Linked DNA regions of Homo sapiens: all the other regions are linked to region 2. The links are chromatin contacts, found by Hi-C or POLR2A ChIA-PET in ENCODE. All regions are on one chromosome and are shown on one strand. Each heading gives the region's core, a stretch centred on a gene start or an enhancer-like site at or near the end of the contact. The rest is flanking DNA. Distances are from core to core; before and after follow the strand shown. Region 1 holds the start of ZNF800 (zinc finger protein 800). Region 2 overlaps GRM8 (glutamate metabotropic receptor 8). Region 3 holds the start of GCC1 (GRIP and coiled-coil domain containing 1).

Region 1 (3,156 bases), core at 189-2,688, 690 kb after region 2:
TGTGGAAATGATTTAAGGTGACACTTGCAGTACTTTTTTTTAAGGGATCAAGCAGGGGAGACCTCTTGTTTGTACAAGCTTTTAGCTTCATAACTGGCTTATGCTAGGGAATATCATAGCCTGCTTAAGAATGACTACTGGGGCAGGAGGAAAAAAAGCTAGAAAAAAAGAGAAGGCAGAGTGGCTCTGATGGAGGGCAAAGCAACTGCGGACGAAGAGGGGTCTACCTGGTTCACAGCATCCGTGATGATGGTGGTCAGTCTGACAGTATTTGTCCCTTAAAGGCATTTTCAGTGGACTCGACCTACTTTGCTTTCACTGTAAGAAGCTCTTCATTGCGGCGTGGCTGTTGAAAGAAGCACAAACCCGTCACTCGCCCTGAACTTCCTGGGGGGCACTGGCTGCATTTTCCAGATACGTTCCCATCATCAGCTCTCCGCTTTCCCTCCACGGACCCGCACCTCCCTCTCGAAAAGAAAACAGAAAGACGCACAAACCCTCCTGCAGCCCAAACTCCCCACACAGGTTCATCGCCCTACCCGGAAACGCAGCCTCGGGTGCGCAGCGCAGGGCGAAGGCCTGGCCGGCAGCGCGGGCGGCTGCGGCCTCGCCGTCCCGGGCGGGCGCGCGGAAACGGAGCGCAGAGCGCGGCGGGCACCGCCGGGCTCCGGGACTACGGAGGTGCCGCTCCCGCCGGCTGCTGGCCCACGCCGCGCCCTCCCGCTACGCACGTGCGTTGGGGTCTCCCTGGCGGAGACCCCGTCCCCACAACCAAGTGCGCCCAACTTACTCAACTCTTAGGGCGGGCCGGCGGGCGGGCGGAAGGAAGGAAGGCAGGCCGGGCGGCCGCGGGGACAGCCTGGCGTGGGAGGCGGCTGCGGGCCCCACCTGGCGCAGCCTCCGCTGACCACGCGGGGGAACCCGGACTCGGGCCCGACGCGCTCCCAAAGAGTCCCCGCCGGCGCTGACGCGGAAGCGCCACAGCTCACCACGTCCCTCCGCGGGCCGAGACGACTGCGGCGGCGGCTCACGGCGTCCTCCGCGCTGTGTGGCTAGGCGGGAGGCGCGCGGGCGGAGGCAGTTGACAGGAGGAACCGCCCGGCAGCAGCTGCCGCCGCCACCACCGAAGGAGCCGGAACCGGAGCGGGCAGGACCTGAGGCTTCCCTCGCCGGGGCAACGGCTGCCGCCGCAACCCGGGTCCCACCAGCGCCGCTCCACCTGCAACGGTCCCTCAGGCTTTAGGAGAGGGGCGGAGAAAAATGGGGGTCTCCCCCAACCTTGGGCCTTTTCGGTGGTAGTTGTTGTTTCAGGAAACTTTATTAAGTCAGCCTCTCTTTTACTCTGTCGCCCCCTCCTCCGGAGAGCCCGAGCTACCGCCGCGGAGCGCGTAGGAAGGGGGAAGCAGAGACTCTCCGGCAGCGACAGGGAGCGACTGACTGACCCCGGACGGAGATGGGGCGAGGGCAGGAAGTGACAAGCTCACCGAGTGGGTGGGGGGAGTGTGGCCGGCACGCCCGGGAGCGCCGCGCGCATGCGCCCGGCCGGCGCCCCCGCCTGTGGGTAGGCGACGCGCTGTGCCCGCCGCGGCCGGTGGGGAGGGGACCGGGGCCGCCGGCGCGAGGGCCGTGTCCGAGGGGAGGGAACCGGGGCGGGGGACACCAGGGCCGCGGCCGGAGTCTCGGGCCGACCGAGAGCCGAAGCCCAAAGTGAGGTGTGAGGCCCGCGATGCGGCGTGCGCGCCCACGGAGACGGGCTGCTCGGCCACCAAACTGTTGCTCTCGCTGTTCTCTGTTCAGTGGAACTGAAACTCGGGGAGGGTTGGGAGAGGACTTAGGAAGCGGTGGGCAGATGTATGAGCCATAAGTAGTGATGATCCCCAAAAGGCTGTCAGTGCATTGCTAAATGGCAAAAGTTGAACATTTTTTTCCTGCCAACAATTTTCGAAGCATGCCTCCCGGAACTTGGGGATTCTTTTATCAGGCCCAAGGGAGGGAAAGCATCTATTGGTAGCAGATGGGTATTTATCCTGGCAGCTCCGCTTCTCAAACTTGAAAGTGGAGTTGGGTCACGTGGGCTCACGCACTTTCCCTCCTCTTCTGCGCCCCGATCCTGCTTGGAAAATCCTCGAAGATCCCAGTCATCTGTCAAATTCTGCCAACCAAGGGCCGCTTCTTGGGGGCGAGAGAGCCGCCTCCGTTGTTTCCTCCCAGCTCCTGGAACGTAATTCTTGCTCTTGGTGACATCAAGCAAATATGTGTCCACCGCCCGTCAGGAAATTTTAAGAGAATAAAGCCCATTCGCCTTGTCTCCGATCCTCCCCAAGATCCACTGAAAACCTTTCCAGTTGGTCCAACTTAAGCTGCCATTGTGCGGGGTCCTGAAAAAACTGAAGTTCAGTAGATAGACTTTGTTTAGAAGAGAAAAAGTTCAGTTTTCAAAATCCAAAGGAAAGTTTGTAAATTGATACATTTGTTACTTTAAAAATGTTGGGCCAGGCGCAGTGGCTGGTGTTTGTAATCCCAGCACTTCGGGAGGTCAAAGCGGGAGGATCGCTTAAGCCCAGGAGTTAGAGACCAGCCTGGCAACATGGCAAAACGCCCTCTCAACCAAATAAAAAAAAATTAGCCGGGCAGGATGGCGCGTGCCTGTGGTCCCAGCTACGGGAGAGGCGGGGGCGGGGGGCGGGATGGCTTGGGTCCAGGAGGTGAAGCGTTTGCATTAGGTCTCCGGGGATTGCAGCAGCTTGATTCTAGGGGATGACAAGAAAGGGATAGAAACGTGATCTTTAACTAGTCACATAAGTGGTATGATCATATATATCTGTCCCATAGTTAAGAGGCATCACCCAACGTGAAACTAAAATATGAAATGCCACAGTTTATAAATTAATGTAAAATAAGTTATGATACTTCTGTGATAGTGTTTGTTATGCAGCCAATAAAAATCACATTTTATATAAAATTTAGTTGTATGGAATATGCTTAAGCAACAAAAAAGAAGTATTTTGAAATGTGATATTTTAACAGTGGGCTGTAACAGTGCAATTATGAATGATTTTTATTTTATTCTTTTGTATACTTTGCAAAATTTGTAAATTAAGTATATAAAACTTTAATAAGCAGAAAAATTTTGAAACGCAGTAAGAAGGCTGTAAT
Region 2 (3,249 bases), core at 600-3,099:
TTTATAAGAGTTCTGTTGTGCTAGTTTTTATCTGCTGGACTGATGCAGTATGTAAGAAAATTCTCTTGCTTTCAAAAATGTAAAATTTAAAGCACATTGAAAATTCATGATATTTCATGAGATGCCTAAGGATTTGAGACTCTGACAGACAAAAAAATCCCCTGTGATTTTGATAAGACTGCTAAATAAAAAAGCAGTTCATACATTATTTTTATCACCTTCCTCTTCTATTTCCTCTTTCATTTTTCTATTACATTTTGATTTTGACTTTTATGTTTCTGCATCTTTACTTTTCTCCACCCCTGGAGCAATGGGAAGTATTTTTTTGCAGGCTACAAGGTACCATTTTCAGTGTCTGATGAAGTTCTCCCTTTGGTGTGTGTCAAACAATCATTTCCAGCCTCCAGATAAAGAGACAGAGTGGCCCAGAAATGCCCTAAGCCCACTAGAGGCATGCTTGCCTAAGCTGGCTGCATCTCTCCAGTTGCAATGCACATTTTTTGGGACAATAATAAATACTGGCTCAAAAGAGAATGATGGAAAGTACATTTTTAGGAGATATGAGATCTAGGTCTATTGATGGATAAACTGATTTTTTTCCAGTCACTATAACATCTGTTCAGAGTAAGTAAGCATCACTGCACAGGGAGATGGAGGATGTTAACTGATATTGGGACTACAATTAGATAGAAGAAAACCAGAACCAAGGCACACACACTGTTCAGATAGTTCATAGGGTTATTTTAATCACTGATTCAACTTTACAGAATGAAGTTTCTCCATTCAATTTCACATCAGTAACTGCAGGTTGTATTATGTCTAAGATTGGTATAGAACAACAGCAATTTCACAATATCTAGACAATGAATGAATATTAAAAATCTATTTCATTAAAAAGCTCTTTCAGATACTGGTATCTGAAAGAAACCATGTTGGACGCAAAATATATCAAGAAATCAAGAACTCAATATAATGAAAATAAGGCTGAAGACTGCAACAGATTTGAATACAGCATGCCTCTATATTCTAGTTATTAATGATTGATTTTTAAGAAAACCTGTTTCAGTGAAAAGGGCAAGTAATCTTTTTTAATCTCACTTTAAAATATTTCCTAGAACTTTCTCATTCATTAGCTCACTTGATTCTCAAAACAATGATTCTCATTCATTAGCTCACTTGATTCTCATATTCTCATAATCCTAAAATAAATGTTATTATAATCTGTATTTTAAAGTTTAATATTTTGAAAGAAATAAATTACATAATTTGATGAGGGTGATAAATTGGGACTCCAGTCCCAATTTAGTTCACCCTGAGCAGGTCCATTCTCACATCAACCTGTTACACCATTTAAAGAAATAAAAAATGTCCATTACATATATTTTTAAGTTACATTCAGTCAAACAAGCAGTTACCTTAGCACTCAGATGTGTAAAAACCAGTGCAACAAAATTTCAGTTTTTAACAAGTCATCTGAAACAACAGAGGACATAATTTTGTCCTGTTCCCAAGATACTTTGTGTTTATGTTCCTAAATCCTAAATTCCTAAAATTGCATCCTGATAAAGAACAGTAAATTTGTTTCTCTACTATATTTACCATATTGCCTCATTACTTGATCCCTCCTTCCTTCCCTCCCTCTCCCCTTCTCTTCCATTCCTTCTTTTCTTCCTTCCTTCTTTTAATAAATGTATATATATATGTGTGTATATATATATAACCAATAATTACCAAGCACTTACAGTACACTGGGCAGAGTGCTAGGCTCTTCACTGAAAACACTTCAAAGTATAATAAGAGAAACAGGAAGCAATGAAATGAGTCAGCTAGTTTTGGAATCAGGTTAGTCACAGTTGATCTCAGCTGCAGGCCCGGAAGGTTGGGGGTGGGCTGCCTTGTATTGCAAACACATGCATCACATCACACAGACATCCTGCACGCTGGAGCACAGTAGCCTGTCAGTTCCCACTGCTGAGTCATTTACAGCTTTTATCGTAGTTAATGCCAATGATTATATATGTTAAAAGTACTTATTAATCCTTGTACCAAATATAGAAGAGGGCTCAGACGCTTCTTATCTCATGGTTCTTAAATCTAACCATGCGCCATACTCACTGGTAGTTTTACAAGGAATGGATTCTTGAGCTCCTCTAAAGAAATCAGTAGCTCCAAGAGAGATGTTTTTAAAAATCTGTTTCTAGTAAACTCTCCCAGTGATTGCTGAGTAACCTACTTAAAATGACATTGGAAAACCATACACTAGAACCCTGCTTTTGATTTTTGTTACAAGATCTAGAATCAAGTTCAAATAGTCTAGATAGTAAAATATTGTGAGAATTTTTTTTTAGTTTTAGAAATCCTACAAGAAGTATAAAACTATTGTTATAGTCCATGCAACCAAAATTCTTACCCAACTACTGGAAAATGAAGGAGTAAAAAGAGTTGGCCAGGGTAGAGACATCTGGATCCCTCTTCGGCAACCTAAGAAGATAAGTCTGTCAGAGAATAGTGATTATAATGAGTTAATGACTATATGCCTGGTTTGCTTTAGACAGCCCCATGTCATGCCTTCTGTCTTAGTATAATTATTAATCATGCTACCCATTTCTTTCTCCGAAGTGTCCCTATTTGAACAACAAGTTATTTGGTCACCCCAACTAAAAGGGAATCTTGTCAGAGACCAATGAGTGTCGTTTAGTGAATATAGAAATAATAAGCAGGCTCTATTTATTCATTTATTCAACTCAATTCAGCAACACATTTGTGCTAGCATTCGCACATGCCAAGTCCTGCATAAGTGAGGAAAGCCCCTTGCCTTGTGGAGCTTACAGTCCAGCAGTGGAAGACTCACACAGTATACAAATGAAAAACAAATTAAAAAGGATAGAGATTACAATAACTGCTATTATGGGAATAAAGAGGATGATATAATAGGATTTCATGGGATGGACAGGTGTAATGAGGGGAGGCCTTCTGGCAGACCATCATCTGTTTCAACCTCATTTTGCATACCTTCTTGTACTCCAGAAACTGGAAAGCTAAAAGCTATGTTTCATATCCTCCTCCGCAGCTAGGGATCTGGATTTAGACACAGACAACCAGATATACTCATGCGAAGCACTGATTCAGAACTAAACTGTAGAAGGACGACGCAGTGGCAGAGAAGGTGTCTACTTCACTGGCACAGAAGTCCAGTCTCCTTATTGTCAGACAGCACATAAGATGTGTTCCTGAAGGTAATGGTTCTGA
Region 3 (3,481 bases), core at 886-3,385, 880 kb after region 2:
AAAGTTCCTATTACCTGCTTGGATTCTGCAAGACACATATTATACTGAACAATATGAAGCACCTTGGTACATCTGCTATTGTTCTGCTTTCCACCTAACCACATATAATGTGTGTTACTGTTGTTTCTCAGGTGCTTCCTCAAATCCTATTAAGAAATCATACAGCATTCTTTTCCTTATCCAATATTCCTGGAAGTTCAAAACTGCGCTGGATCTCCCTCTCCACATTGAAAGGAGGCACCCTTTCAATACCTGTTCTGGAAAATAGCACTTCTCCAGAACAGGCACATCTTGAGTAAAGGCAATGACAAGAGGTTACTTCTGAGAAAATCCCCTTTGCCTTCGGCCACTCTTCCTAGAGGCACATACCAACAGAAGACACGCTACCTTTTACTATACAGCTGCCACTATACTGCTTCATAGAGCACAGCTGGTAAGATGCCAATGCCCAGAAGTGCAGAGCTGTCTGGCTTCAACCCAGCCTACACTGAGAAGCTCCACATCCTCCTGGAAGCACATATGTCAACACCGCATAGAACAGGACTTCCCAGGTTCACTAGTGGAACTTCTCAGGTGGCATCAAAAATGACAGTATAGACACTTAGCTCTAACTAGCAAAGGAGGAAAAAAACCCTAATATTTCTCACTTCAGGTCAATGGCTGATGTTTGAAAGAGATATGGATAATTACCTTTCTCATTTCCTGCTGTAACTGAGCCTGGAAATGGCTCTTAAGGCGGGCAGCCTCTTCCTGAAGTTCTTGCAGCCGGGGATCTGGCTGATTCTTCTCATCTCGAATGGCCTGCAGTTCACTTTTCAGCTCCTCCACCTCACGGGTCAGCTGCTTGGTCTGCAGTTCAAATCCTTCCATCTGTTCAGCTGCATATGCTCGTCCTGCCAAGGCTTCTCGGGTCTCTTCTAACCTAAGCTCCAAGTCCTGGCGCTGGGTCCTCTCCTCCTGCAGCAGCTTCTGGAGCTCACGCAGCATCAAGGCATGGTCACTCTGCTCTTGGGCCCGATCATGCTGCTGCGTGATAAGCCGGGCTTTGGTTTCTGCTATTTGCTCCTGCAGCCCCTTCAATTCTCCCTCCAGGCGGGCCCTCTCCTCCTCCGCCTTGTTACTGGCATCCTCTAAGTCCTGTTTCATCTTTTTCTTGTCAGCCAAGTAAGAAGCCTCCATGCGGGACTTCTCCTGAGTGACTGTAGCCAAAGAACTGGTCAAAGTAGCCAACTGAGTCTTCAGCTGGTGCAGTCTTTTGTCCACCTCCCCACCTGCAAATGGCCCATCCCCACTGCTACTGCTAACGCCACTCTCGGACCAACTGGCCTCTTCGGACTTTGGAGGTGGTGGTCCACGGGCCGGTCTGTCATCTTCTACCCCAAACTCACCCTTGGTGCTGGTGAGACTGGCCGCAGTATCCAAGCTAGTGGCGGTCCCAGTGCTATCCTCGCTGTGAGTGGAGCACCGGTCATCCACAGAGTCAGGAAAGGTGAGGCCTGGAAGCTGGACACCTGCGAGGCCCACATCTGCCTCGTGGGATACCGACAGCACCTTGATGCTGGCCTCTAATGCCTCTTTCTCCTTCAGCAGGCTTTTATAGGCACGGACCACATCCTTGAGCCGTGCCTGGTACTGGAGAAGCTGCTTCTTCTGGGTCTCTATAGTCTCCAGCAAGTCCTTCTTGCTCGGGCCGCCCCCGAAATTCATCCCAAACTTCTCCATGGAGGGTCTGAACGGATTGCCCCACGTCAGCTTTCCAGCAGAACGGGAGAGGGCCGTGAAGACGCAGGCGGGGGCTTAAAGAAACAGCGAGCGGGCTGTCCGGCGGCGGGCCGCACACCTACTCCACCTAGTTATCCCGGACCTAATGCGGAACGGCCGGACGGACTGGCGAAAGCGGCCGCCCGGTCCCAGGCCCGGAGGGCTGGGGCGGATTCTACCCCGGAGGCGGGGCGACACTGGCACCAGAGGTGCGCACTGCCAGGGCTCGTTAGCGCTGGCCCAGAAGCCGCTCCGCACTCTCCGCTCGTCTGGGCCACAGCAGCCCGGGCCGGCCCCCTCGGCCCACGTCGGCCAGAGGGTTACGCTGAGCTCGGTCCCATCACGACATCCTAACTAAAGCTGCCTGCCGACAACGGCGCTTCCGTGTCCGCTGGAAGTGACGTCAGCGAGGCGCCGCAGGCTCCGCCCCCAGTGGGCCCAAGGTAGGCGGGGCCAAGTCGGCCGGTGGGTGGGCGCGGCCTGTTGAGAACGCAGTGGGGCCGCGAGCGGCAAAAAACAGGCTTGGGAAAGGCGAAGCCAGCAAAGTCGAAGACACCAGAGTGGCACCGGTTTTGTGAGAGCGCCCAAGCTTGACCTCGGGCTACGCTCAGCGAGCGACAGAGCAACGTCGCACTGCATTCTTACCAAACACCCAGGTGAACGACGCATCCAACGATTTGGGAGCTCAGGACCCATGGTCCCTAAAAGGCAACAATTAAGACTCCCATTTAGACCACGAAAACTGCAGTCCTCTATAGCACAGTGCTTGGTACCTAGTAGGCATACAGCCTAATAGTACCCTTCCTTAGTTCTGCTGAGTTGATTCCACAAATATTTACGGAGGGCACTCTATAGCCATGTCTATCCTGAGTGCCAGCTATATACCAGGAGCTCACAAGAGTTTTGCTATTTAGTCTTTACAGTAATTCTTGTAAGCACTATACTCATTAGCACTATTTTACAGATATGAAAACATGAGGCAGAAAGGTTATACGTAACATGCCCAAGGTCACACAGCTAGTAAGTTTAGGAGTTCTAATCAGTCTGATTCTCAACGTATCACGTGCTGTGCCAGATGGTAACACCATTAAGAGACACGACCTTGCCCTCAGGGAGCTCGCAATCTAGTGAGGAACCAGACATACAAATATGTCCTGCTATCACACCAGTATGTCTGGGTATATTCAAAGTGGTATGAAAGTTAAGAGGAAAGAGGCCTGTCTAGGTGAGGCATGGAAGGCTCTTGGGAATAATACTTTGGGATTTGAAGGATGAGTCGTGATTGTCCACCTAACCAGAGATCAGGGAAACTAGCATTCCAGGCAGGTGGAAAAAAATGCAAAGACCTGTAGGGTATCGGAGTTTGACTCACCCAGAAAGCATTCAGTAGCTTAGGGTATGTGAAGGAGGTGACAACAGAGGGGCTGGCACAATAGGTAGGGACCCAACTTATGGCATTTAAATTTTATCTTGGGTTATAGTAAGGCCCTAATGGATTTTAATCTGAAAAGTGGGATGTCATCAAGACTTGTATGACATGTTGGAGGGAACAAGGGGCAGGAAACCTGTGAGGAGACTTTCAGTCATGGGGAACAGAAGGTAGTGACAACAGAGATGGAAGCAAAGAGGCTGATAAAAGAGCTAAATGTAGAATTGACCTAACTTGGTGAACACTAGTTCTGTTATTATATTGGAACTCTCTAAAATGTACTCTTCAGCC

Evidence for each region. Hi-C counts contacts between places; a loop is a spot of excess contacts on that map. ChIA-PET counts read pairs that join two places held with the same protein, here RNA polymerase II (POLR2A). Pooled maps may share reads with other maps.
Region 1: a loop to region 2 is called in a map of mammary epithelial cell, with 19 times the contacts of the local background. The contact joins the promoter of ZNF800 here to the enhancer-like site in region 2. A Hi-C loop is called at or near these places in 1 of 168 maps with a recorded cell type or tissue (mammary epithelial cell), 16 of 37 single-sample maps with no recorded cell type and 10 of 50 pooled maps. POLR2A ChIA-PET finds 5 or more read pairs at or near these places in 1 of 52 experiments (RWPE1).
Region 3: a loop to region 2 is called in a map of endothelial cell of umbilical vein, with 15 times the contacts of the local background. The contact joins the promoter of GCC1 here to the enhancer-like site in region 2. A Hi-C loop is called at or near these places in 1 of 168 maps with a recorded cell type or tissue (endothelial cell of umbilical vein), 2 of 37 single-sample maps with no recorded cell type and 5 of 50 pooled maps.

What each region holds. Positions count from the first base shown.
Region 1 is chr7:127,391,270-127,394,425 of GRCh38, forward strand. ZNF800 (zinc finger protein 800) reads right to left here and starts at 1,439. Exons shown (of 6, transcript NM_176814.5): 1 at 791-1,439; 2 at 228-346. The coding sequence starts at 288. RefSeq lists silencers at 599-998, 1,399-1,798 and enhancers at 894-1,394, 1,239-1,368, 2,109-2,238.
Region 2 is chr7:126,699,347-126,702,595 of GRCh38, forward strand. All of the region lies in intron 7 of GRM8 (glutamate metabotropic receptor 8), which reads right to left. Among named protein-coding and RNA genes, the nearest start is that of MIR592, 360 kb to the right of the region's middle. RefSeq lists enhancers at 1,399-2,598, 1,675-1,994. Within about 2 kb of position 1,850, at least 5 of the 41 ENCODE cell types and tissues checked have a DNase peak (open chromatin) inside an H3K27ac peak, as active enhancers do; they include endothelial cell of umbilical vein and mammary epithelial cell, where a contact is called at or near this core.
Region 3 is chr7:127,583,461-127,586,941 of GRCh38, forward strand. GCC1 (GRIP and coiled-coil domain containing 1) reads right to left here and starts at 2,136. Exons shown (of 2, transcript NM_024523.6): 1 at 691-2,136. The coding sequence starts at 1,722. The region is part of intron 1 of LOC105375490 (a long non-coding RNA gene); the gene reads right to left. RefSeq lists enhancers at 1-765, 484-1,484, 1,485-2,484, 2,205-2,254.